5 separate regions of the Homo sapiens genome follow, and regions 1, 2, 4 and 5 are each linked to region 3. The links are chromatin contacts, found by Hi-C or POLR2A ChIA-PET in ENCODE. All regions are on one chromosome and are shown on one strand. The core of a region is the stretch at or near the end of the contact, and the rest is flanking DNA. Distances in the headings are between cores, read along the strand shown. Region 1 holds the start of ADSS2 (adenylosuccinate synthase 2). Region 2 holds the start of DESI2 (desumoylating isopeptidase 2). Region 3 holds the start of MTR (5-methyltetrahydrofolate-homocysteine methyltransferase). Region 4 holds the start of CEP170 (centrosomal protein 170). Region 5 holds the start of EXO1 (exonuclease 1).

What was found. A loop is a pair of places that touch in the nucleus more often than their neighbours do. ChIA-PET counts read pairs that join two places held with the same protein, here RNA polymerase II (POLR2A). Pooled maps may share reads with other maps.
Region 1: a map of naive thymus-derived CD4-positive, alpha-beta T cell shows a loop between it and region 3 (14-fold over the local background). The contact joins the promoter of ADSS2 here to the promoter of MTR in region 3. A Hi-C loop is called at or near these places in 2 of 168 maps with a recorded cell type or tissue (both naive thymus-derived CD4-positive, alpha-beta T cell), 1 of 37 single-sample maps with no recorded cell type and 12 of 50 pooled maps.
Region 2: a map of CD8-positive, alpha-beta T cell shows a loop between it and region 3 (12-fold over the local background). The contact joins the promoter of DESI2 here to the promoter of MTR in region 3. A Hi-C loop is called at or near these places in 3 of 168 maps with a recorded cell type or tissue (CD8-positive, alpha-beta T cell and naive thymus-derived CD4-positive, alpha-beta T cell), 2 of 37 single-sample maps with no recorded cell type and 14 of 50 pooled maps. POLR2A ChIA-PET finds 5 or more read pairs at or near these places in 1 of 52 experiments (OCI-LY7).
Region 4: a loop to region 3 is called in a map of CD8-positive, alpha-beta T cell, with 28 times the contacts of the local background. The contact joins the promoter of CEP170 here to the promoter of MTR in region 3. A Hi-C loop is called at or near these places in 2 of 168 maps with a recorded cell type or tissue (CD8-positive, alpha-beta T cell and naive thymus-derived CD4-positive, alpha-beta T cell) and 12 of 50 pooled maps.
Region 5: a map of CD8-positive, alpha-beta T cell shows a loop between it and region 3 (8-fold over the local background). The contact joins the promoter of EXO1 here to the promoter of MTR in region 3. A Hi-C loop is called at or near these places in 1 of 168 maps with a recorded cell type or tissue (CD8-positive, alpha-beta T cell), 2 of 37 single-sample maps with no recorded cell type and 9 of 50 pooled maps.

Annotation. Positions count from the first base shown.
Region 1 is chr1:244,449,930-244,455,475 of GRCh38, reverse strand. It overlaps ADSS2 (adenylosuccinate synthase 2), which reads left to right and starts at 3,567. Exons shown (of 13, transcript NM_001126.5): 1 at 3,567-3,841. The coding sequence starts at 3,659. It also overlaps a transcript of CATSPERE not described here. RefSeq lists silencers at 3,178-3,667, 4,108-4,387.
Region 2 is chr1:244,649,405-244,654,456 of GRCh38, reverse strand. It overlaps DESI2 (desumoylating isopeptidase 2), which reads right to left and starts at 1,331. Exons shown (of 5, transcript NM_016076.5): 1 at 1,102-1,331. The coding sequence starts at 1,143. RefSeq lists a silencer at 818-1,587 and enhancers at 1,668-1,827, 2,087-2,660.
Region 3 is chr1:236,792,275-236,797,378 of GRCh38, reverse strand. It overlaps MTR (5-methyltetrahydrofolate-homocysteine methyltransferase), which reads right to left and starts at 2,087. Exons shown (of 33, transcript NM_000254.3): 1 at 1,642-2,087. The coding sequence starts at 1,675. RefSeq lists enhancers at 1,482-1,671, 1,772-2,061.
Region 4 is chr1:243,251,439-243,256,530 of GRCh38, reverse strand. It overlaps CEP170 (centrosomal protein 170), which reads left to right and starts at 1,250. Exons shown (of 20, transcript NM_014812.3): 1 at 1,250-1,491. It overlaps SDCCAG8 (SHH signaling and ciliogenesis regulator SDCCAG8), which reads right to left and starts at 490. Exons shown (of 18, transcript NM_006642.5): 1 at 291-490. The coding sequence starts at 357.
Region 5 is chr1:241,845,308-241,851,058 of GRCh38, reverse strand. It overlaps EXO1 (exonuclease 1), which reads right to left and starts at 2,855. Exons shown (of 16, transcript NM_130398.4): 1 at 2,706-2,855; 2 at 2,032-2,328; 3 at 1,843-1,947; 4 at 473-650. The coding sequence starts at 633. RefSeq lists an enhancer at 2,820-3,159.

The DNA of each region.
Region 1 (5,546 bases), core at 2,318-4,817, 7.7 Mb before region 3:
CACGCCAAGCGGCCAATATTTTTGGCTTTTGAATTCTACCACAGGTAACTTCCCACCTGAAATTAAGTTTTAACTAAGTTTATAACCATGGACACACAGGTGTCTCAAAGAGATGGTAAGCAGTTTTTTTTTCTACAAGATGTAGAATCTCCCCCAGGGTAGTTTAGAGAAAGGAAAATTCAAGACAGGAAATCAGAAGCTATTCATGGGAGCGGGGGGACGCGGGAACCTCAATAAATGGCAAAGTTACAGAAATAAAAAACCAGAAGGGAATCATTCCAGAAGCCAGGAATAGAACCCAGACCCCCCACTGTCAAGAGGCAAAACCTTAGCTACTGAGTTACACAGTATTGAGCAGTTTCTATTGTGCTTCCCAGAAGGAGCCTACAGAAGCCAGTTTCAAGCTTGCAAAGGCTTTTAACTGCTCAAGAAAATTCTTAGGGCTAACCTAAAAATCCCCAAATTCCTGTCTTCTAGATGGTGGAAACCAAGAGAAAGTATCTCCACATGGTCACAAAGTTAAGCTCTTCAGGACACAAAACAAGACAGAGAAATTTCATACAGTATTGGCTTCAGGGACCTGTAGCAAAGTTTGTAACTGACCAGCCTGCCAAGCCGGCTTGAAAAGCAGGCTTATAGGGGTCCTAAACCCACGTTCTATCCTGTGACACCCATCTATCCACTACAGAACACAGAAAGACAAATTCTTAGCACAAAACTACACCAGATTTGCTACAGCCTAAGACTAGTCTCACAAATCCTTTTTTCCATTTATCAAACCCTTGCAGAGGAGGTAAACAGTTTACTATTTACTGAGAAAGAGAGAGAGAGACCACAAACCGGTCCGGTAAGAATTTCATACCCTCTGTGCCGGCATACCAGATTTCCGGGTTCCCTTTCTCTGCAGTTTCCAGAAGAATGGAGTGGCTTTTGATGACCCTGCTTGCTTGTGCTATAGCTGTGGGGTTCAAGCCACTTTACAAGAGAAAATCACCCTTTACTGTTTTATGGAAACATAGACGAGATTCTTAATTTGCAAGATGCTGCCCAGCGGGCTGCATGGGGAACCGAATTAACATTTTCCATCCCAGCAAAACACACATAACAAAACACACATTAGCCACCTCGTTCAGCTCCCAATATCAGCCTGGCAAAGCTCAAAAACTTTTTCTCTTTGGTCCCTGTTGTCTTTGATCCACTCCAGGTGGGGAGGGATGACCTCCGAACGGTAATTCACAATGGGGTCTCTGGGCAAGACGAAGAGCAGATAGTCACCCCGAGACAGGCCTGTTGAGCCTTCTGTAGGGCTCATCAAATGTGACCAGACAAATAAGGAGGGTTTTGAGTTAGGTCTGCTGGACTTCCATCAGCAACCTCTTCTGAGATCCCTTCCACATATACAAACGCACACAAAGACGAGAGGACAGAAGGCGTTCCCAATCAGATCCCTAACCAAGAACTCCGGGAGTATCCCTTCCAAACTATCCTCCTATTCTCCTTCTGAGAAACCTCCTTGAAATCTTCCTGATTCAGGAGAAGTCTCCCAAACCTGGACTCTTCCTACTAGTTAGAAAGAGCCAAATGAGACCCCCCCAGGAGCCGAACAGACACCCTGCAATGGGGCTACAGACACCTCACCATAGGGCTACAGAACCAGTTGGGAGAAAGGAGGCGTTGGCAGCACCTAGGATACTCACCAATCCAGACACCCTGCCCTGCAATGGGGCTACAGACAGACACCCTGTGATAGGGTTACAGTTAAGGGACGTCTCCCCGGGGCTATTTCTCCATTGCAATTAAATCCATGCACACTGGGTTGGCAGCACCCCACCAGTAGAGAGAGTACCAGAGTCAGCCCCCAGTCCAAGAGAACTGGGTGGCCGCTTGGGCAGGCTTCTGGATCCATTGCTGGAGGGGGGCCACTGAACCACGAGTAGGTAGCCACAAAGGCAATGCCAGACAAGCCCCCAAATTTGTAACCGCCCAAGGGGTTCACCTTGTCCACTGCCTAGACAGAGCCAATTCATCAAGACAGGCAAATGGCAATAGAGAAAGAGTAATTCATGTAGAGCTGGCTGTGCAGGAAACCAGAGTTTTATTATTACTCAAATCAGTCTCCCATAAATGATTTTAAAAAATTGAATGGAAATGACTAGTAAGGTGTGCTTATTCAGTATCTACTATCTGCCCAACACTACCTCGGGCATTTGACTAGAAAGAAATAGATGGCATTCTTGTTTCCAAAATGTTTGTGATCTTGTAATAAGGCCAAGATAGACAACAATTATCACATAGTATTATAATTGTTTACTAATCAATAGACCAAATAATTTGAATCCTTGAGGGCTGAATTGTATCTTTATTTCTCCTATGTTATCAGTGCCCAGGACACTTAGTTAGTTAATAGCAGGTTCTCAATGTTCCTGACTTAACTCATTGACTAGAAATAAAATACTAAAGTGTACTCTAGGGACCATTAGTGAACATACAGTATGTACAGGCGATTTGGGAGACGGTACATATAATGTGATTCCATTCCCACTTTTTTTCGAAGCACCTTTTATCAGAATTAAACATCATAGTTAATTTGTGTTGGTGTCGAAAGGGCATTAGATGAACAGTAGGTATACACCAGAATCTAGTTACAAATGTAACTGAGAGACAGTGGAATCTACAGGAAGGACATGGGCTCTGGACTTAGATTATCGAAGTACCAATTCAAGCCTCACTAGGGCAAGTTACCCAGCTTTTAAATCCTGTAAAATAAGGATAATAGAGGATCACCTACCTTATATGGTTGTGGGGATTAAAAAATAAAGAAGTGCATGACGGTATCTGCATATATGTACTATATGCGACATAGGTAATCCACTCCTCCTCTCTGAGCCTTTGTTACTACTATGTAAAATGAGGATTAGGACTTTATTTGATCTATTGATTTCAGGTCTCATGTCCTTTATCTTATTGCCTTACTTTTGAATTTTGTCTTTTTTGATCCCTGTCCCCATCTCTGTTACTTCCGGACTTTTAATTTCCAATTCTACACTTACACGTTCCGATTTTATGCTGTTTGTACTGCGAAATTCCACAGTTTGTATTTTGTACACATTCATTCCTTAATAAAGACAAATCCAGACAAACCTGCAGATGGCAGACACAGTGGCCCCAGAATACACCGCCGCAGCCCAGAGCGTTGCATGCTGGGATTTGTAGTCCGACGCTCCACACGCGCTTCCGCGCCTCTCCAGTTTGAAAGCGAGAGGTAGAGCGGGTAGGCGGGGTGCTGAAGGAGAAGCGCTCTCGAAGCCCCGCCCCTGACCTTTTCCGCTCGCGAGGTTTGCACGGGAGTGGCGCGCCAGGCCGCGGAAGGGGCGTGGCCTCGGTCCGGGGTGGCGGCCGTTGCCGCCACCAGGGCCTCTTCCTGCGGGCGGTGCTGCCGAGGCCGGCCTGCGCGGGGCAGTCATGGTACCCCCTTGAGCGGGCTGTGGCGGAGAGCGGGGCGGGGACTGGCTGGAGGGTGGCGGCCCGGCGGGGCGGGGGCGGGGCCGGCCTCTGGCTCCTTCTTCCTCTGCATGTGGCTGGCGGCCGCAGAGCAGTTCAGTTCGCTCACTCCTCGCCGGCCGCCTCTCCTTCGGGCTCTCCTCGCGTCACTGGAGCCATGGCGTTCGCCGAGACCTACCCGGCGGCATCCTCCCTGCCCAACGGCGATTGCGGCCGCCCCAGGGCGCGGCCCGGAGGAAACCGGGTGACGGTGGTGCTCGGTGCGCAGTGGGGCGACGAAGGCAAAGGGAAGGTGGTGGACCTGCTGGCGCAGGACGCCGACATCGTGTGCCGCTGCCAGGTGAGGCGACGGGGCCTCTCATGGGAAGCCGGGCCCGGGAGCTCGGGCTGCCTGGCTCCTGGTGCCCGGGAACTCGGACCCAGAACCCGGATCCACTGGCCAAAATGAGGTGTCACCTTGAGGCTCTCTCCTCCTGTCCTGAGCTGCGGCTACGTGGAGAAATGGCGGGAGGTCGGGGACCCCTGACCTGGAGCGTCGGGTGAAACTTGGGGTGGCCCTGGAGGAAGAGGTGGGCTGGCGGGGAGCCTTTGAGAGATGCGCGATGCCTGGCAGTTGCAGTTTTGCGTCTGGCGAGTGGTGCTCAGCGCCGGGACTGAGGCCGGGGTGGAGGTGGGATGCGGTCCGAGTTTGAGGAGCTACCGCCCGAGGCCTGCTCCCAACTCTTCCGACTGCGGGCGGAGACCCGGCGCGACGGCAGAACCCCCCATCACCGCCCCCCCGCCCCGCCCAGGGCGGCGGAGTGGGAGTGGATTGTTTCGAAACGTCCTGAAATCAGACTCACCGATCCCCCATCTGCAGGACCGTGGCATGCAGTGCTTTGCTTCCTCTGGTCCACTTTGTTGACATCCAAACCCACCCACCTCTGGGCTTTGGACTGTTGTTTTAGGGCCCTGAGTTTCTTGTTTTTGTTTTTGTTTTTACAGTGTGCTCCATACATGAAAGTTAAGGAGAAATTACTTTTACTAGTTGGTCCCAGAGGAAGGAATCCCTTCTCTGTTCAAAAAAAGTGAGGGAAGTAAATACATGGATGTCAAATTGAGTATTTGGAAATAAATATTTGCATTGTTAAGGTGACATCGAAAGTGAACTTTCGGAAAACGAGGTGGTAATGTACTTCTAACGGGAGACACGTGGTTTTCAGTGTAACCTTTCTTCCTATTTGTCGTTTCCTTTGACGCAGCATACAGGGTAAGGCCTTTGTAAAGGCTCTCAGATAACTCTCTCCAGTTTCAAAATTCTAAGCAGATGAGCAATAACCACTTTCAAAACAAAGCATAATGTAATATTTGAAGTTAACTGCTATCTGTTTAGGTTGCAAGAATATTTGTTTTTGAACATGCATGGCATGATATGATGGTGCCATGCTGTATATGTTCTAGTAAGTTATAGGCCCCCTTGAATACCATTTTGAGCATGCAGAAACAATGAAATCACAGGTATGTTAAAAAGCTAAATGCAAATACTGCAAATATTCTCTGATTTACCTTGTTTCGTTTTGTTTTGTTTTCATTTAGAAATCCACCCTGCCCATTCTGAAATAGCTGTTGCACTAATTGCCTCTTAGGAAACTGTCACTACCACCTCTCCCTCCTTCCCTTCCAGCCTATTATTTCTCCACCCCTCTGGCAACACACTTTGTACCTTAGCAATCTTCAGGGTGTTGCCATTAAATTCCTGCCCCGCACTTTCTTAGGAAATACTCCAGAAATCCAGCCTTTACCTACCTTTTGTCTTACATTCAGATCTGGTCATGCTGTGGGGAAGACGTATCCGAATACCGAGCTTTCTTGCTGTCGACAGCGGGAGAGAGGCTGAGGCCTGTGTGTCTCCTTCACTGACATCTTGACATCTCGTTAATATGGAAATAGCTCAGGTTGAGCTACACTATGGGTTGTAAGAAGGTTTGGAGAACACAACCATTATGGTATTTATTCTAAAGGATCCTCAATTTTAATATTCTATGGAGAAATATTAGAAGTAGTTT
Region 2 (5,052 bases), core at 82-2,581, 7.9 Mb before region 3:
ATAATAACACTGTAAATTTAGAAACTTATAAATAATACAAGGGAATACAAAGTTTAGAACTGTATAAGACTCTTGGCCTGTAGTATTTCTGCTCTCCTGCATCTTTAAGCCAACAAAAATAACGACGGGCAATTTTTCATTTGTCAGTCAACTTACAAGGAATTTTAAGCACTGCAGTCAGAGGTACTAATCCAGTCTACAGAACAAAAACCCATTCTACAGAACAAAGCAAGCAAACACACCCAAACATGCATCTAACTGCAACGACAATTCTCTACCGGGTGCTTTTTTCTGGGGGCATTTCACTGCAAAAATCAGGCAAACCAGTTCTTGGACTCGATTCTGCGTGCTTGCCATACTCCAAAGTTAGATGATACAATAAACAACTTCTTCCCTTCCCTCTCCCGTGGTCACGTCACCTGTTGCATCACCTGGAAAGTGGTCTTCAGAGTGTAGGAAAGGAGCACCACCAGGATCTCTAAATAATTCAGCTGGGCTATTTTCTTGAGAAATGTTAGCCTCATTCATATTTTAACGAGGTTGCCTTTAACACACAAGGAAAGGGTGTGTTGGCTCCTGTTCACCTTTGAAGAGATTCTAGCACAGGCACCCGAAAGCTGTGACCTTCTGGACTTAGAGGGGCTTGGGAGTTTCTGAAGACGTAGCCATGGAGAGAGACGGACAGTTCGGCAGAAGCAGAGGAGCTGGGAGCGCAGGCGGTCGGGACGGGGGTCCCGGGGCAGCCCCGGGGGCCGGCAAGTGGGGTTGGAAACGCAACGGAAGCTTTGCCGAAAGGACACTGCACGTCGGCCAAGGGGTCGGGCCCAGAGCCGGGGTCGGGTCCAAGCTGAGCGGATGGGAGAGGTTCAAGCCCACCCGAGCTTTGGCCAAAACCCTCGGGCTGACTGGGTTCACCGGAGCGTCGACGAGTGCGAGGATTAAAAAATAACAATACTCCCTCCTTCACCCCCGGCTTCCCCCGAGAACTAGGCTGGAGGCGGAGACGCCAGGCAGGAAGCGCCTGGGGCCGGGGTCCGAGCCCCACGGGCGAGAGGAAGCCGGCCTGGGCCAGGGCTCGGGGCCGCCAGGGGCCGCACTCACCATGTCGTACACGTTGAGCACCACTAACTGGTTAGCCCCCATCCTCCTCCCCGCGGCCGCCGCCTCGTCCTCAAGCCGCTCCGTCTCCGCGGGGCCGGAGGCCGCTCTCACCCCCGCGGGCGCTTCAGGGGGCCTGAGCCGGGCACTAAGCGTACAGCCCGGCCCGCGGCAGCCGGGGCGGAAGCATCGGGCAGCCGAGCCGCTCCCGGGCGCCGCCGACAGGAGCGTCTGTGCGGACGGGGCCGGACCGTTGGCGGCCCGCTCCGGATGAGGCACCTCCCCTAGGCGGCAGACACGTGGGGAAAGGCGGGGCTTGAGCAAGGGGCGGGCGCCAGGCGCCCCGGGGGCGGGGCCGGCCCGGCGCCAGGACTGAGCCCGCCTGCGCTCTGGTTCTCGGCCGGCGCACCTCGGGACCTAAAATGGCGGCAACTCCGGCGCCTCCGCGTCCTGGAGGAACGGGGACCCAGGAAGACTACAGTTCCCAGCATGCAGTGAGGATTCCCCCTTGCTACTATAAGTGCAGAGGCGGAGTCTCAACAGCCCTTCGACTACAACTCCCTGCATGCCGCGGGGGCCCCGGTCCTACCAGACCAGGCCTCCCCGGGAGACTACAACTCCCAGCATGCAGTGCTTTAGAGCTGCGGCAGATCCCTTGCCGCCCGCGGGCGGTGAAATCTCCTACCTTCATTCACCCTCTCATCTCAGGTGCTGCTGCTGTTAGTAGTTCATGTTGCGTTGAGCTCGATGAAGCCAGCGAAATGTGGCAAAAGACCAGAGTGATGACCCTAAGTTTTCCAAATGCTTCCTCACCTTTTATTTGGCAAGGGGAGTGGTGGGGAAATAGAGGAAGACGAGTTACTGGTGTGGGATGAGGTGTAACGTGCATCCAATTAATCCTCAATGTGGAATTTACATTTTGTGAAACTATCCTGCTGAGATGGGAAGGGTACAGTAACCGTAGCTTAGCACAATCCTGGGACGTAGTATGCAGCTCTGCATTAATTCAACAAATGTTTGTTATGTGCTTCCTATGTGCCAGGCAGTGTTGTAGGCCCTCGGGAATGCCGTGATAAACAGGAACAGGGACATACAAAATATCACTGGTATGTGCTTTGCAGAAAATTTAAGTAAGGTGAAGTCATTCTTAAATTGGCTGCACGGGGAAGATCGCTGTAATGAGTTTTAAGCTGAAATGTGAATGACAAAGCCAGCCCCGCAGATATGAGGGGGAGGAGTATTTCAGTCAAAGGGAACAAATGCAAAGATCTGAAGCATGAAGGAGTTTTCTGTATTCAAGGAAACAAAAGATCACTCTTGCTGGGACACAGTAGGCAAGGAGTCGACGGTACTAGATGAGCTGGGCAGGTAGGCAGAGGCCAGATCCCGGAAGGATTTTAAAATTCATAACAGGGGTTGTATTTTAAACGAAGCCATAAGTTTGGACCAGGGAGTGAAATGAGTGTGCGTGTGTTTAAAAATGATTACTTGGGTTGCTGTGTGGAAAATGGATTTCAGAGAGGCAAAGGAGGTGGAAATAGGGAGATGAGTGTGGCAGATTGTGAAAATAGCCACAAATTATTTCCAGTCTCCCAAATTATACTCTTTGGTGGTGTCTACCCCCACTGACTGCACTGGACTGTGACTTGCTGTGGACGTGGGACATTAACATCGTGCAAGCAGAGGCTTAAAAAACACTTGTGAGTTGGGGCTTGCCCTCTTGCTGAACTTGGGAGTCCTGTGACCACCATTTTAGGAATGAGTGTGGGCTAGCCTGATGGATGATGAGGGACACGTGGTCAAGTCACGGCCCACATCCAGCTGACAACCAACCAACTGCGAACATGTGAAGCTCTCCCGGACTATCCTTCCCTGGCCACAACCACATGGATCGGACGAACTGACCAGCCAACCCACAGAATGTGAGAAATAATGTTTTAAGTCACAAAGTTTTGGGGGTGGTTATGTGGCAAAAGTTAATCAAGTCCACCAATTGGATGCTGTTCCAGAAGTGCATGCCAGCAAGTGGCTTCGTTGTGGCTGATAGTGGTGGAGACCGAAATAATTAGAGTTTAAATATTTTGGAGTAAAGTCTGTGGAACTTGCTAATGGGTTAGATGTTGAGTTGGTTAGGGAGAGAGGATTCGAGAATAACTTCTAGATTTTTGACTTGGGGAACTGAGTGGATAGTCCTGGCACTTCTAAGATGTGAAACATTTTGGGGAGGAGCAGGCTGGGGGTAGGGAAATCAAGAGCTATGGTTTGGTCATGCTAAGTTTGAGATGCCTTTTAGACATCCATGACTGCCAAGTAGTAGACATTTGAATAAACTGGAGTCATGGCCATTTATAGACTTGGGGCTTGGTTGGATGACCTAGGAATATGTGTAGCTAAAAAGAAGTGGGCCAAGAACAAAGCTCTAGGACCCTTCACCATGTAGAGGTCAAGTAAAGTATGAAGAGGAAGCACGGAGGCAGGAGGAAAATCAGAAAGAACATGATAACATTGATGTCAAGACTATTGGATTCAGCAATATAGAAATCACTGGTAGCTTTGATGTGAGCGGTCTCTGGGAGGAGTGAGATTTAAATAACTGCTTTAACAGTTTGAGAAGCAAATGTAAGGTGACAAAAGGGAGACAACTTAACTTGGGGGCAACAGCTGGATAAGGCGGTGTGGTCAATGGAGGGCATTTTGAAGATGGGAGATGCTGAGGCATACTTGCATGTAAAGGGAGAAAAATTGATATAGGAGAGGGAAAGATTTGCAAGGGCAAAGAAGGGAGAGGGATCCAGGACACAAGTTAATGGTTGCTGTTTAGTAGGGGGGATGCTTCATCTGTAGTGATGGCATAGAAGGCAGATGCAGGTGCACAGTTACGGCATAGAAGGCACGGAGACGGGTAGGCAGGTTAGAAATACGGGAGTGTAGGAAATGAGGGTGTTTATTCCTGATTTACTTTTACTTTCTCAGTGAATTATGAGGCAAGAATGTCTTCAAAGAGTAAGACGTGAGGAGAGGGGCATAGGGAGTTTGGAGAGACAGAAGGTGATGTAAAATAGAGGAAATAAGTAAACTTGGAAAATATGGTTTGTCAGGTAGTGTTGGGGGACAGTAAATGCTGTGCACATCATTACTTGACTGTCCTCTGGAAGGTTGTTGACAAAGTTCTAAAACCTGTTTTTGGTGCATCAGCTGCCTTGCTTCTCTTTCCTCCCATGGTGTTCCTCCCCACCTTAAGCAATTACAAACTACGTAATCACATCTGCTAAGCCCTTTTTCCTGTGAAAGGTGGGGAAAAGGCACTGTGCATTTGCACCTTATTTAGTCCTGGCTGCAGTCCCCATAGATTCACTTTAACTCTTACTGTACACACTCCCTTTGCCCTTTGTGATCTCATCCACTCTCAGCTGTAACTGTTGCATGTATACTGAAGAGCCGCATGTCTCCATCTTCGGTGCTCTTCTCTCTCCAGAGTGCTAGGCCAGTATAACCTACAGCCTCTTGGACTTCTCTAACAGGATGTGTTGGTTTCCCTTGGCTGCAAATTGCCACAAACTTAGTGGTTTAAAATAACACAAACTTATTTTCTTATAGTTCTAGAGATCAGAAGTCCAAAATGGGTCTCCCTGGGTTAACATCAAGGGCTGTGTTCCTTCTGGAGACTCTAGGGGACAATCTGCTTCCTTGCTTTCCCAGGTTCTAGAGGCTGCCCTCATTCCTTGGCTCATGGCTCATGGCCCCGTCACTCCAGTGCCCACCCCCCACCCCACACGCCATTTCCATCATCATGTCTTCTCTGACTCCCTTATTTCTCCTTCTTACTTATGAAGAGCCTTGTGATTAGATTGGGCCCACCTGATAACTGAGGAGTCTCCCTCCATCTCAAGATCCTTAATCACACCTGCTAAGTCCTTTCTTCCTATGAAAGGCAACAGCCACAGATTCTGGAGA
Region 3 (5,104 bases), core at 838-3,337:
CTTCCCCAGGGCACACAACCATGGTCTGAAGTCACATTTAGTTTTAAGGCCCAACCTTGAGAATCAGGAATTCCCAGCTCTCCATTAAAATTTCATTAAGATTGTACGCCAGTAAATTACTAAGGGTTATTAGGAAGTTAAAACCTGATTCTAATCCCAATAAAAGTTGCTCACATAGACAGAAGCTGGACTACATCTAAGGTCTTTTCTAGGCACAATGGCCTGATTCAGAACTTCAGAGGCCCTAGACTTGGTTAAACTCCACTCAGTGCTCAACTCTAGAAGCCAGCCTTGGGGGTGAGGGGACTAGGCAAGATTCAAACATTCAACAATTTTCCTTTCAGTTTATTTTTTTTTTTTAAATCACTCACTATTCACAGTATTTTAAGTCTTCAGTGGCATTTTGCTCCTGATAATGACACCTAAATTCAGATGAAAGGGAAATAACTTTACTTGTTTAAATTAAATGGGAAGGGGGAGGCCAGAAATCATGAGTAAAAGATGTTTTCCAAATAAATATGATCTCCCTATGATCATTTATTCAATAAGATATAAATCTCTTATAGGGAGGTTTACATTTATTAATTAAATATTAAATATAAATAAGATGTAACCTCATTACATCTTATTTAATATATTAAATAACATATAAACCTCTCATAGGGAGGTTTATATCTTATTTAATAACAGCAGTGATGTGTTTCTCAGCCACAGTTCCACTAGTTTCAAGAACAATTATATCAGTCCCGTTATCAGAACCCAAGAATCAAGAGAGTCACCGGTTAACCTCTGATAAATTTCCTTGTGCGTTACGAATTTAGTATTCCCCCTCTTCCTGAAGCTAAACATCCCCACTATGTGATAGGATATTTACTGTTTTGTACTTATCACTAATTCTCGTTTCTACATCTCCTCACCCGTTTTTACGGGTGTATTTGTCCTCAAATTATAATCAGGCATGACCTTAGAGATCTAGAGCTCGTTATAAAGCTAACATTACGTTCAGTTCTCGTGCTAAACTAGCTTTTTCTCACTGTTGATCCCAGGGCCACCAACATCAGAATCGCTTGAAATTACTACCTCCCATTTCGGTATCTGGAGGTGGGGTCTGCTCATCTATTTTAACATAGTGAGTCTATGCATATTGCAGTTTTGCAGCAGCGTGCGTAGAAGCAGAAAATAAAAAGTTCCATGTAGTAGTTTTAAATAGTTCTCTGAGTTTCCTCGTCTGTCTCTCCGCGCCTGAACTTTCTTTCGCAGTAGGTGCGCAATACATATTTACGAATAAGCGTCACACCATGCAAAAAAAAAAACTTCCAGAGGGCCCAGCTGGTTTATGCTGCGTGGAACTGGAAAGTTTAGTTACTGTGACGTTAAGAATGTGTTTCGGGGGCGAGGGGAGGACGCTTTTTGCAGGTTTTGATGGCTTGCCTGGGGAGAAAGAGGTGAAGGTCGGACAAAGAGTGGAGCAAAACACGTAGCCCTCCGGGCTCCTGCGCTAAGTTCTAAAGGTGCCGCCCACACGCGGGGAAACACCGCCGGGCGTCTCCCGCCGCAGAAGGGAATCGCCCCAGGGATTAGGAGGCCACAGCACGAGTTAAGAAACACAACCCAACCACGCAGACGGGGTCGCAGCGTTACCGGGTTGCGACAGGTCTTGGAGCGCGGGTGACATGTTGTCGAGTCTCCTCCTTGCGCAGAGGGCGCGGCAGAGAAGACGTGCTCTCCACAGGTGACGACGGCCAAGGGCCACGCCAGCCAGCGCCAGGCGAGCCTGCCACACAAGGCCCGGGTCTTTTGACGCCTCCCGTTGGCTCGCGTCGCGGGGGGACTGCGGACCCCGAAAGCCCGCAGCGCCCTAGGGCCTCTCTCGGGGCTGGGCGCGGCAACTGCTGGAGCACGTGCTTTCTTCCCGGGTACCCGGCCAGTCCTTGGTGTCGGCCTAGCAGCCAGACACGCGCGGCCAGAGGCGGAGTCGCGGGACGGCACGGAAAAGGACCCAAGAGAAAACCGGCAGAGGAGGACGACGTGACATCCGGCTCTGAGCCCCGCAGACATTTAGAACCTTTCAGAGCGCGGTTAGTTCTGCGCTCAATCTATCCTCGGCGTGGGAGGTCCCGCCCCTTCCGGCCTGTGATTGGTCTGCCCGAGCTCCTCGCAGCCGCATTGGCTGTCAATATCAACCAATCACCTGCTGTTTAGCCCCGGGGCTCTCTGGGAGATGTAGTCCCGCTCCCCAGTTTCCCGCGGGAGCTTTTCGCGTCTCTGTGTGCCCAGGATCCGGAAGTGTAAGCCTAAGTGGCCCCTCTAAGGAAAAGTCACAGCGCCAAGTTCGTGCTGATCTCGACACGCTGTGTGGTGTCGAGCCTGAAATTTTAGTTCCGTTTTGCTGTTGACTTGCGCTGGGCAAGACAGTTAACCTCTCAGTCTCCACACTCTACAAACAAGAATGATAGGATGGTAGTAATTAGAATTTTTTAGGGTTGTAGTAGGCGTTAAATGAGATCGTTTGACCGCGCTATGAAAACTCTGAATTACCATATGGGGGTGTTAATTGTAACTTATTGACAGTAAACATATATTGAGCACCTACTATGTGTCAGGCATTGGGGCACACACTTGGAATGCAAAATCAGACAAGCTACATCGCACCCTCACGTCCTTGGAGGAGGAACTCACAACCTAGTTAGATTAATAATTGAACAGGGAAAAAAGAACCACATACATTTTAAAAGAGCTAGAGTATTCAAAGGGGCCAGGGAAAGGTTTCAAAGAAGAATCTGGGTCCTGAAGGAAGAGTGGTACCAGGTAAGGTTGTTCCAGTCAGGAGAAGCTCCCTGTGTACAACACAGCACTTTAGGGAATTCTAAAATAAAGGGCAGCTCTGTAAGGCCGAGCATGGTAGATGTGAGAAAAAGCAAATTCATCTAGAAAAATCTCTGTAAGGCTGAGCATGGTAGATGTAAGGAAAAGCAAATGCATCCAGAAAAATAAAAACTATAACCAAATTATGACATTTACTAAGCTTTAAAAAAGGCACAAATTTGCATGCCATTCTCATTTTATTGTATGTAATTATACCTCAATTTTGAAGATTTGAAAAATTATTATAATGCGTATCACATTCTTACCAAGACCATCTTACCAAAGATGGTCTTACTTGGAAGGTGGGGGGAATGGAGTAGGTGAGAGAGAATGCAACAAAGAAGGGAGGGAGGAATGAGATGGCCCTAAATAGCCAAAAATCTTAAGATTATAAGGGCTAGGGTGAGAGTAGGTGAGGGATAAACGACTACACATTGGGTGCAGTGTCCACTGCCTAGGTGATGGGTGCACCAAACTCTCAAATCACCACTAAAGAACTTATTCATGTAACCAAACACCACCTGCTCCCCAAAAACCTATTGAAATAAATAAGTTAAAAAAAAAGAAGAAGAAAAGGAGGAAAGAAAAAAAAGCAAGGTCTTCTATGCTGAACTTATTAAATTATTTATCCAGGCTTGATAAATCATGATGGTTTTCTCATATTTATTATTATGTTTATTCATTTCTCAACTCCTGAGTTTTTATCTGCAAAAAAAGAAGTAGTGAAATTTAACTGTGTAAAGATGCACCTGTCTAAAAAAAAAAAAAAAAGATTATAAGGGCTAGTTGTTTGTTTGTTTGAGACGGAGTCTCACTCTGTCGCACAGTCTGGAGCGCACTGGCACGATCTTGGCTCAGCTCACTGCAACCTCCGCCTCCCGGGTTGAAGCTAGTTTTTTAATTATCATGTATCCCTCAAAGTTTGTTGACGTGTTTCTTGAAAAATGATCTTTCAGGCACCTAGTCGGCAACTGTCCCCCATTCACATTCTCTTACTGGAAATTCCAGGAGTTGTGTGCCAGTCCCTGTTTGATGCAAGTCATCAAAGTTTACTCTCTCAGCTAAAACTGACCAAATTCTGTATTTCTTAAAGTCGTAAAAGAGTAACAAATAAGATTAGAGGAATACATAGTGCCTAAAGGGGCAGTGAATTTCTAGTACAAAAACGCGATTTACAGTTCCAAGAATACTGTATGGGTTGCAATGTGTCCCCCTCAAAGATATGTTGAAGCCCTAACTTCCAGTGCTTCAGAATATGACCCTATTTGGGCCGGGTGCAGTGGCTCACACCCGCAATCCCAGCACTTTGGGAGGCCGAGACTGGTGGATCGCTTGAGGCCAGGAGTTCGAGACCAGCCTGGGCAATATGGTGAAACCCCATCTCTGCTAAAAATACAAAAATTAACCAGGCGTGGTGGCTCACATCTGTAATCCCAGCACTTTGGGAGGCTGAGGTGGGCGGATCACCTGAGGTCGGGTGTTCGAGACCAGCCTGCCCAACATGGAGAAACGCCGTCTCTACTAAAAATACAAAATTAGCCGGGTGTGGTGGTGCATGCCTGTAATCCCAGCTATTCGAGAGGCCGAGGCAGGAGAATCACTTGAACCCGGGAGGGGGAGGTTGCAGTGAACCGAGATTGTGCCATTGCACTCCAGCCTGGGCAACAAGAGTGAAACTCCGTCTCAAAAAAAAAGAAAGAAAAAAAGAAAAGAAAAAGAAAAACACAAAAATTAGCCGAGTGTGGTGGCACATGCCTGTAATCCCAGCTACTGGAGGCAGAGGTGGGAGAATCGCTTGAACCTGGCAGGGTGAAGGTTGCAGTGAGTGGAGATTGAGCCACTACACTCCAGCCTGGGCAACAGAGAGATACTCAGACTCAAAAAAAAAAAAAAAAAAAAAAAGAATATGACCTTAATGACCCTATTTGGAAATAGGTTTGTTGCAGGTTAGTTTAGTTATGAGATCATCATCCAGCGTAGCTGGTGTCCTTATGAGAAGGGGAGATACACGAGGAGAAAAGAGCCACTTGCCAACAAAGGTGGAGACTGGAGGGAAGCACCTGCAAACCAGGGAACTCCAAGGATTGCCAGCAGACATCCAAATCTAGAAGAGACAAGAAAGGGTTCTCCCTTGTAGGTTTCAGAAAAAGCATTACTCTGCCTACACCTCAATTTGGGACCTCTTGCTTCCAGAACTGTCAGGTAATAAATTTCTGTTGTTTTAAGCCACTCAGTTTTT
Region 4 (5,092 bases), core at 1-2,500, 6.5 Mb before region 3:
AATGGCATAGAGCTATCCAAGAGTTTCTGCTGTCGCCGGTTGAGAAAGATGCCAAGTTAAGATCAAGGAGTTGATTGAGGTAACTACGGGAATCTGAGGAAACATCGTTGCTTAACTGTAAAAACTAAATCAAACTATTTCATCCTCCTCAAGACCACAGCAACATCCATCTTGCTCCTCTGTAGCGTGGACGGGGCAGAACCCAGGTGTTAGGAAACGCACCTGGTCTGCTCCCGCCCACTAGGCCCTGGGCACCTCGGGGCTAGGGACAGAGGTTTGGAGCAACTCACCCCGGAGACTCCGTTGATACTGCCCCAGAATCTCCTCCAGGGTAGAGTTCTCCGGGGACTTCGCCATGCACGCACTCTAGGCCCAGAGCTGGGAGTTACGTGGGGAAATGTCCAGCTTTCTCCCTTCCGAGAACAACAGGCCTGTGGCCGGGGAGCGCCCGCCTGCTTCCTGCCGCGGCTGTCACAGGGGAGCCTAGAATCCCGCACAGAGCTCTTGGGGGCTCTTCCCACCCACTGGCCCTCGCTTTGCACGTCGGGAGTTGTAGTCCTCACGTTCAGAACCTGCAAGCTCGACAATCCTCAGGGCCTTCCAGTTACACTACAATTCCCAGAAACCACTGCGCTCCAGGCGCTAGCTTGGACGGTTTGGCTGCCAGAGCCTGCTGCCAAGAGACAGGCTTGCAGGCCCCGCCCTTTTCCTCCAGCCCAGCCTGGTTTAGTCCCGCCTCCATCCCACTCTTCAGCTGCCTGGACCACCCAAATGACAGAAAGGGCTCACTGAAGGCCTTGACGCTTCGAAATTTGCTAATATGCAGCAGTTGATCCCCAGGCTACTCAAGGACGCAGATAGTAAACTCTGAACCCTGCTTCAGTTGCGAGATTTTTTAAAACGGTCGAATAAATCTTCAAGAAATAGAAGCTCTAAATCTTCCAAACAGCCTAGATTGTAAAGGCGGCCGACACTACAACTCCTAGCATGCCCAGCAACCGGACCTTCACTTGGAGTTGGCGCTCTGCCCGCTGGGAACTGTAGTCCTTGTTGGTTGCGGTCCCACCTAACGCCGAGGTCCTCTTCATTGTTCAAGCTGGTCTTTCGGGGCACGCCTGCGCAGTGGGCAAGCTGGAAAAGCGTGTGGGTGAGACCCTCGCACAACCCCTTTTCATTGTCTGTGTGTGGCGCCTGCGCAGTAAGGGATCGTTGGAACTGGGCAGGAGGGGATAGGGTCCGGCTCCTCGCCCTTTCCCGAGGCGCCTGCGCACTAGGCAGTCGGTCTTTGCCGTTACCGCTATGTGTGGGGCGTGTGTGGAATAACGTTATTGCCCAGCGGAGCTGAGGGCCCCGGAGCTCGACCGCAGCGGCAGCGACGACAACAGCGGCGACGACGACGACGACGAGGTGGGGGGAGGACGGCGTGCGAGAGACTCACGGGACGCGACGCGCCCCGCCTCCCCCGTCCGGTCCCTCTCTCCACGGTAAGGGGTAAGTGATGCGATCGGCTGCTCGGTGTAGGCGCCGCAGCCGCAGCCACCGCCGCGGCTGCTTTCCACATCCTGCTCCTCGGGTTTGCGGCGAGGACTCGGGCGCCGCCCGCCGCGGGGCGGGGGTGCGGGGCTGGACCGCGAAGGGGGCGCTTCCCGGGTGCTCCGCGCGGCGCCGCCACCCCCACCCTCTGCCCGCCTGGGACCCGGGGCTTGACGGGACCACCCTTCCCATCCCCCACCCGCCGCCCCCCGGAGCTCCAGTCCTGCGGCCCCCCGGCTTTCCCGAGCCCCTTGCTGCCGCCTCCGCATCCCCTAAGTGCATTGAATCATTTTCAGCTTTCGACTGGCTTTGTGCAGCCCTCCCCCCTCCGCCGTAGCAGTTTGCGAGGGGTGCGGGCGGAGCATTGGAGGGAATGGCTGCGCTGCCGCTGGGGAAGGGATTTTTCCCCCATTGGAGCAGCTCCCCGGGCCAATCCCTTTTGTGTGATTGGTTTTGGGGTGTGAGGCGGTTGGCGAGGTCAGGCGAGCAACCTTTTGGACGCGTTGGGAGGGCGTGGAAGACGCGGTGTCATGCACCCTGCCTGGCGACTGCACCCCGTGGAGGCTCTGGCTCTGTAGTAAACCCGGGGGAGGAGAGAGTGGCTTCCTGTCGGCTTCATTGTCCTAGGATTCAGATGTAGGGTTTTGGTACGTTTCGCTTCCATTTTATGCAAGCGATGAAAAAATAACATTTGCAGCTGCCTAACACAGGGCGGGAAGACGTGGGATTTGTATACTAAGTCACAGAATCTCTGTTCGGTGGTGTTTCGTAGAGTTTTATTTATTTATTTATTTATTTATTTATTTATTTTGAGGAATGTAAGGAAGACAGGGACTATGCCTGCTGGAGTCCAAGCACTGCCAAGGTGATCAATATAAAATTACTAGGTGACGTTGGAGCCTGGGCTAGAGAGGGCCTGACAACGAAGCTGTTGTGTCAGGGAAATGAACAAGCAGAATTGTTTTTTCATTGGGCAGGTAATGCATTTATGTTCCTGAGGGAATGGATACATCTTTCCGTTTATTTTTTAAGCAAGTAAAACAAACAAAACAACTGGCCCAGTACATTTCTGTTACCGAAGTTGTTAACTCATTTTTATTCTCTTAATGAAAATTCAGCCATTTGGGAGGAATTTGGCGAAGCAGATGATACATTTGATTGAAAATGCATATTTTAAAATGATTTAATCCTTAAGCTTACAATGTATGCAGCCGTTTGCTGGCGTTGCTTCTTAAAACACACCAGAAGAGAGAATAAAGCAGGATGGGGAGGAGCAGGTGGAGGAATAATGGGAGAGGAGAGAGTGACATTATGACTATAGTATCTGGATCTTCACTGGTATAACCCTAACTGGGTATGCTTCAGAGACTTAGGAATTCAGCTCTGGAAACAGTACACTGATGAATAGCAACTTATGTATTTTTCTGTTATTATTTTTTAAAAAGTAAAACTAGGGCTGCCTTTAGCTCTTCCTAACTTTGTAGATAACACGGAAGAGCCCAAGTGCACTTGACAGAGGAAGACACTAAAACTCAGAAAGTTAACTGACTTGTCTGCCCAAGCCAGACAGTTAATCGAAGGCAGAGCCAAACGAAACTCAAGGTCCATTCTGCAGAGTGATCTTTCCTGTGTCCCCCTAGCCCTTTTACCTTGTGAAAATGTATGGAAAGCTTCTCTATGTGCTCCCTGAGTAGGCTGTGACTATCACTGAACTTGATTCTCACCGTGATTAATCTAGTTCTTGCCTTTGTGATGTAAAAGTAGTAATCCTCCTAAAATGGACCTTTACTTTCATAAAGTAACTTACTACATGAGGAAAGATGTCCTAACATGTGCTTTTCATAAAAACGAAGTGTTGCAGTGTTTTCCCTACTACCTAATGGTAGCTACTTAACGGTAGGTTTTAATATTATTTCTTGAAAATCAATAGTATTTTATAATAGTATGATGATCAACTCTATAGGCTGTGTTAAAAATAAAATTTCCGCATAACAAGAACCTATGATGTTTATTTTGCCACAGTTAATGAGTTGTAATCATTAATGAGTTATTAGTGATTACTTTTAACTTAAACTAGAATTTACATTTTAAGATATATTAACTTTATGTTTTTTATTGGGTTGATTTTGCCATAAAGTGCTTTTTTCTTCCCTTATAATTTTAATCGTTTAATTTTACGTTGCATTTTAATAGACTTCTTTAAAGGATTTATTATTTATCTTAAATTTCAACTTTAAAAATCTGTAACTAAATTTCAGTATGTGGGATTATATTCAATCATGCTTTAAATGTATTTTACTGGTAAATTTCATTGTGTTCTGAGATTATTTTGTATGGAAATAATCTGCCTGTTCCCTATTTTAACATTAGAATAGTGAAATTTATACTGTAAACCTTAGCATACATTCTGCATATTAATGCTGTTATGGTACTTTTTAAAATTCTGTGCTTCGTGATTTATTTGATTTGTTCCAAGTATCAGTTTCTTGTTCCTTTTTATCTACTGAAAAAAAGAACTAGTTTTATTATTGTATCTGATTGCAATTAGATAATGCTCATCTAGTACTAAATATTGTATATGCTTAAGCTTTTTTGTCAAAATGTTTTTTATTCCACAAAATTGTATTCCTGAAAAATATTTTTTCTATACTAATTAATAGGTAAAGACTTTTCTTTCTTATCTGTCCCAAACACTGGGATGTTAAGCAGTGTACTCTTCAACTAAGTATCTGACAGACAACCTGATATTTAATTGCTAACTAAAGTATCTGTACAGTTGCAAATTATTCTGGAAGTATAACAAAAGAGCAGTTACGTGCCATTTGAAGAATGCTTGGTGAGTAGATAGTATTGACTGGAGCATTCAGTGTTGATCTGTTTCATTAAGAAATGGGATACTTTTGATGGGAAGAAATATCTTTATTTCATTAATAACCAAAATTTCTAATCAGATACCCTAGGTTTTTATTTACTTACTCAAAAATTTCATAAAGGAGTGTTCAGCAGTGAGTTAGCCATTGTGAGAGATAAAAAACATCTGTCTGGTAGTGTGGTTGATTAAACTGGATATATTGTCCAGTTTAGCAGAAATGTTTTAGCCAAAGCCAGTGACATAGCCAATGTGTGTTGCTGTTAAAGCCCACTTTTATATCAAATAAAGGTGGAAAAACAAAACAGCAAAAGCAAAGTTAAAGAAAACCTCATAAAATCTACTTACATACAAACAGGAATTGCAGAAAGTATAGAAGTGGAAAAGAATCCCAAGCATGCATTGTTGAGGTCTGAAAAACAAATGACACATAGCAGAGAACAAGTCATTTTTTAAGTATATCCATAAGTAATAAATGATATAGAAAATATTACCCTTTGAAACACAATATTTATTGAATCGTTGAATAATACCTACCAAATTTTGAACATTTCCTAGGTGCCAGGAAGTTTATGTGTGTGTGGTGTGTGTGTATTTAATTTCTGCAACAAACTTCTAAATTAAGGTATTATTTTTACACATTGAAAAAATTTGAAGCATAGAGTTAGTGAATAACTTTGCCTCTGCGTT
Region 5 (5,751 bases), core at 1,606-4,105, 5.1 Mb before region 3:
GTTTGAGACCTGCCTGGCCAACATGGTGAAACCCTGTCTCTAATAAATATACAAAAATTAGCCGGGTATGGTGGTGTGCACCTGTAATCCCAGCTACTTGGGAGGCTGAGACAGGAGAATTGCTTGAACCTGGGAGGCGGAGGTTGCAGTGAGCCAAGATTGTGCCACTGCACTCCAGCCTGAGCTAGAGATTCCATCTAAAAAAAAAAAAAAAAAAAAAAAGAATAAAGGAGATATTAATAGTCTTTGTCCATCAGTGTCTTGATACTCTGGCTTATTATAAAGAAAGAAAACTAGGCCTATTATCACAGAAGGAAGTCATCCCTGATTTGGGAATATTCTAAAACATACAACTTTTACTTCCTGATAAGTTCTGGCATTGAGTGAAAACAATCCGTTTCTGGGGGAGAAAAAAAGGCACTGTAGGTCTCATTCTTAATTGTCAAAGAATTAACATAAGGTCCAGACTTACCTATCAGTAGGTTCACCTTTGGCTAGTTTTTCAGCACAAGCAATAGCTCCTTTGTGAAGCCAGCAATATGTATCCACAGCTACTACCTGCCCTTTATACTTCCTCACATGGATGGGTTCTGAAGCTTCTTTGATAAATTGTAGCAATCCCTGTATCCCCATGGTGCCAAATTAACTACCTGATATGAAAAGAGACAGGGAGAACAGTAATATTTAAAGAAAAATACATTTATTAAAACATCTTAGACAAATGAAGAGAAAGCTTGGAGTCCAATGCAGAAATTGGTTTGTTGTTTTTTTTTTTTTTTGAGACGGAGTCTCGCTCTTTCGCCCAGGAGGGACTGCAGTGGCCTATATCGGCTCACTGCAAGCTCCGCCTCCCGGGTTCACGCCATTCTCCTGCCTCAGCCTTCCCAGTAGCTGGGACTACAGGCGCCCGCCACCGCGCCCGGCTAATTTTTTGTATTTTTAGTAGAGACGGGGTTTCACCATGTTAGCCAGGATGGTCTCGATCTCCTGAACTCGTGATCCGCCCGCCTCGGCCTCCCAAAGTGCTGGGATTACAGGCGTGAGCCACCGCGCCCGGCCAGAAATTGTTCAGATATTCAAGAATCACTGCTCTTTAATATTTTAGCTGGGCTCCTCCCTATCAAACAATTTCCATAGGGTAGAATTTACATTAATCACTAATACTACCTCTAATGCCACTTGACTGTTGCTTATTGTTTGTTTAGTCTTTCCAAAGTGCTTTTGCACTTTCACTCCTGACACATGCTTCAAGGAGCCAGGCACAAACAAAACCATGCATGCGATGGCATCGCATTGCCTCTACAAAGGGCATTAATCATAAGGGTCAACGTGCAAATTCAAATAGGAGTAGAAACTCAAAACAGTTTGTAGGAAGGTAAGTATTTCAATTAAAAAACAAAGGAAAAATTCAAAAAGAATTACAGAAATGATCCTGTACTTTTTTAGGACTGAAATTCACTGCTATTAGAACGCATTATTCTAAGCACGAACATTCTGGTAATAAACAGTGGTGGCGCCCAGGGGCAACTCCATCAGCCTCTCTGAAAGCTACCCTAAAGAACTGTGAAACTGCGTCTGCTATGCAAATACAGCTTCAAGACAAATGCTTTAACTTTCCACCCCCTTCCATTCCGGTTGCAGCCCCCTAAGCCCTTTCTATACAGAGATTCTGGAACTGTCACAACCCTTTCTGATGAAACGACCTCCCCCCACTCTACAATAAAAAGTCAGTAATGGGCACTGAGCAGTTGCTTAGCATTTCATAATACAAATCTCTCCTATCAAACGTTAAGTTTGGAAGGAAAGGAAGAAAGAAAGTACAGGATCAGGAGGCAGCTTTACCCTGTTGACACCTTATCAGAGCTCTAAAGGCTCTGGTCCAGCAGTTCTCAAATTTCAGAGGTTCTTAGACTCTCAACTCCACTCAGTGACTGGGATTCACTAGTTCTGCTGTGAATGAATTTTAAACAAAGCAGTTAATCTGGATGCAGGTGGTCCTCAAGCCACAGTTTCAGAAAAACAGTCTCTTACCTCTCAGATGATATCTAAAAAGAGTTTTCTCTCACTCCGAGGAAAACGGATATAATAGTTCATGAAATTTACATAAGTTTCTTCTGGGCCAGGCAAATATCCTCGAATAATTATTTCTTCTTTAGCGTAGTAAGAATGGCTGAGTGCGATAGTAAGAATGACTGTGTACATATCTCAGAGGTCGCATGTGGCACTCGAGGTAACAATAACAGCACCATCTTCACTTTATCCCTCTGTCTCGCGGAGATGTGCAGGCGTGGCCCCCAAGCCCATTCCAGACGACACGTTTCCTTAGGCCTGCAAAATATTATGGGAAAATGTACTTGTCAACATTTAAAGGTGGAGAGATTGCATGTAAAACCTGGACTGCCAGCTTCTGCGGAAAAATGAGGTAAGTCTGGCAACCCTGGCGCCTGCTCCAGCCCGGAATCGTCTGCTCTCTTATCTCCCTCCGTTCACTGAACTGCAGACCTCTGGTTGCCAGACGTCCCCTCGGAACAAAACACATACTCCACTCAGGCTAAGGGCTCCGCTGTTGGGTTGGGAAGATCACGCCAGACCCTCTCCTTCCCTTCCTGGAAGACCCGAATCCCGAGAGGAGGGTCGGAGGTGACGCGCAGGTCGACCCCCAAGGGAACCCACCCATTAGCCTCCGCACAGCCCGCTCCTCTCACCTTCCGAGAAGGGACTCTCCTCCTCCCCTTGAGCGGAGCCGATTGCGGTTGGAGAAACCCGCTCCGACGCCCCTAACTCACTGTGGCCAGAGCACCCACGGCCGGCAACGCAGAACACGGGTAACTTGCCTACACAGCGCGCGAAAGGCTGACCTTTCAATTTGCGCGGGTTCCTTGCGGCCCCGCCCAGAGGATGTGACGTCAACGCGTATCCCGCAACCCGGTTCCGCCTCCTGCGGCTTCCAACTCATAGGGTTGCGTCCTGAGCTCTCCGTCTCGCTGGGTAGACAGCGGCTCACTGCCATACGACTGCAGCCGCTGCTGCCGGCCCGAACTCCGTGCGGCTTCTTGAGGGCGCGAGTGGCACTGGCGCTGATGGCCGATGGTGAGCACCGCCTCGGAAGTTGGGAGTGTTTACACCCGCCGGGGCTGCTGGGCGTTGTAGTTCCCTCCTGGCTGCAGCCCCAGTTCTGGAGGCTGATGTTGAAAGAGCGCCGTCGCGCGTTGATGTTGAGGCTTTTCAAACCTGAAAAAGTTGCTCAGTCCCCCTCGGCGTCATCAGTCCCATCCTAATTCCTTCATTCTCTTTAAAACGCCCGGTTGCCTCTACAAATCGAAATTGAATTCAGTTCACGCTGGGTTCTTTTCCCCATTGCAGTAGTAGTAGTGATTAAAATCTGCCCCTACCATTTTACCTAGAACCCAGCTTCGTTTATTTTTGACATAAGTCGGGGAAAAATTAGCTATATAACAAGACCTTGAAAATGGGCCTTAGAGACAAAGACTTTAGAGGCATTTTGGACTTTCATGGTCACTTGTGGCTAGGTTTCCAATCCTCATAACACCCCAGACCTCGTCGCTGTCCTCTTAGGGATATTGTAATTTAAAAAATTGGAAGAAACCTTAGGCCAGACCACAAAGTAATGTTCTGGGCTCAAAGATCAATAGGAATGATAATGCAGACTCAATTCAAGGAATTGAAGGGGAAGAAGTGAGCACATTGTTAAACATGCTCCCCATTTGATTACGTTCTTTACATCTTTTCCTCTTTTAAAGTCTTTTTATGATCACTCTAACATCTATCATGCCAATTTTAAAGGCATCTATGATGCCTTAAATTTGTTACTAAAATTGTTGAAAAGGTGCCACATTTGGGGAATGTGTTTGGAAAAGCTGTGTTGCTTTCTCCCTGGTTCTGGTCTTTAGAGCTGGGACTAGGAGAGATGAGAAAAGTTATCTTCCCTCCCTCTTCCAAAGGCTATGGTAGACCTAACCCTAAACTAGCTTGGAGTGGACTCTTGGAGAAAGTGGGGGACAATTTCAAACTGCAGTAGATTAAAGAGGAACTTCGATGTGGGCAGCATGTGTTTGTAGAGAAGCCTTCTTACACTCATTGGACTATCCAGCTGTAGTAACTGCTTCAGTACCTAGAATCCAACCATGAATATATCACACATGGGGGTCTTAGGAAGGAACCCCAAAATCAAAAAGGTGTCCATTCCAGTGTCACTGGATCTGTCATAAAACTAACATGAGAGTTTGCTGCACTGTGAACGGCTCATGTATTTACTGTGAATTTGACTCCCAAGGTTTCAAACTGTATTCTTGGCTGCAGTGTTCAAAGACTAAAATTGGAAAAGAAAACACTAGTTACAATACATTTCACTAACAGAATATTTTTACTCTTTGGGAGGACAAAACCATTTGCATCAATGTGTGCAGTAATTTACTACTGCCTTAAGTGTGCCTGTCAGTTCCAGGTGGCATGGAGGCATAAAGAGATGTCCTGTGTCTTCAAGGAACTTAAGATCTAGTTCTGTAGACAAAACACATGTTTATGAGACAGTTAAGTCACAAATCATGATGGCATGTTATTAAATGCTGAAATAAATGGTATATCCCATATGTTTCCAGCTTAAGACTCAGTTCCAATGTTACCAGTTTCCAAATGTCTTCCCTAAGTTAGATATTTGTTTGATATGCACAAGCATTCTGTGATGGCTCTTTGGTCCTGACACTTCTCATATTCTCATTGTGTTTGAATTGTCTTTGCCCTTCAATAGACTGAAAACCTTTTGAGGTAGGGTTGCCAGATTTAGCAAATAATAACGTAGGACACCCAGAAATTTGAATTTCAGATGAACAACAGATAAATTTTTAATATATCTAATGCAATATTTGAGACATATACTAAAAGAAATCCCTGTTTATCTGAAATTTAAATTTATCTTGGCATTCTGTAATTTTATCTGGCAACCTTACTTTGAGGGCAGGGATTATGTCTATGAATTTTCACATCCCAGTAGCACTAGTGTTGATTTTAAACATTTCAAATGTGTGGACTAATACATGAATGTCCTAGGTATGGCACTATTATTATGGGTTTTCTGGGCTGCTCTTATCTTTATTTTTTTATTTTTTATTTTTATTTTTATTTTTTTTTAAGACAGAGTTTCGCTCCTGTTGCCCAGGCTGGAGTGCAATGGTGCGATCTCGGCTCACTGCAACCTCTGCCTCCTGGGTTCAAGCGATTCTCCTGCCTCAGCCTCCCAAGTAGCTGGGATTACAGGCATGCGCCACCACGCCTGGCTAATTTTGTATTTTAAGTAGAGACGGGGTTTCTCCATGTTGGTCAGGCTGGTCTCGAACTCCCAACCTCAGGTGATCCGCCCGCCTCAGCCTCCCAGAGTGCTGGGATTACAGGCGTGAGCCACCGTGCCCGGCCAGCTCTTATCTTTAAATACTGTATCTTGTTGAAATATCAGGTTGCCTGATTTTTAATTTGGAAGATACTGTCTCCATTGTTATAGGGCAGTGTTTTCTACAGTGTGGAACTTAGCCAATGACTTGGGGCCTAGTGAGAGTTGTGGGTGCCCTCTAGATGGCCTCCTGCCTTTGCCTGGTTTCAGGCAGGGTTGCTAGAACCACAGCTGAGCAGCACCTTCCCCACCACACACACACATGCACACACACACACACACACACACACACACACACACTGATGCATACACCAGTAATTTCTAAGAAGAGACATAGGAGTGGGGGT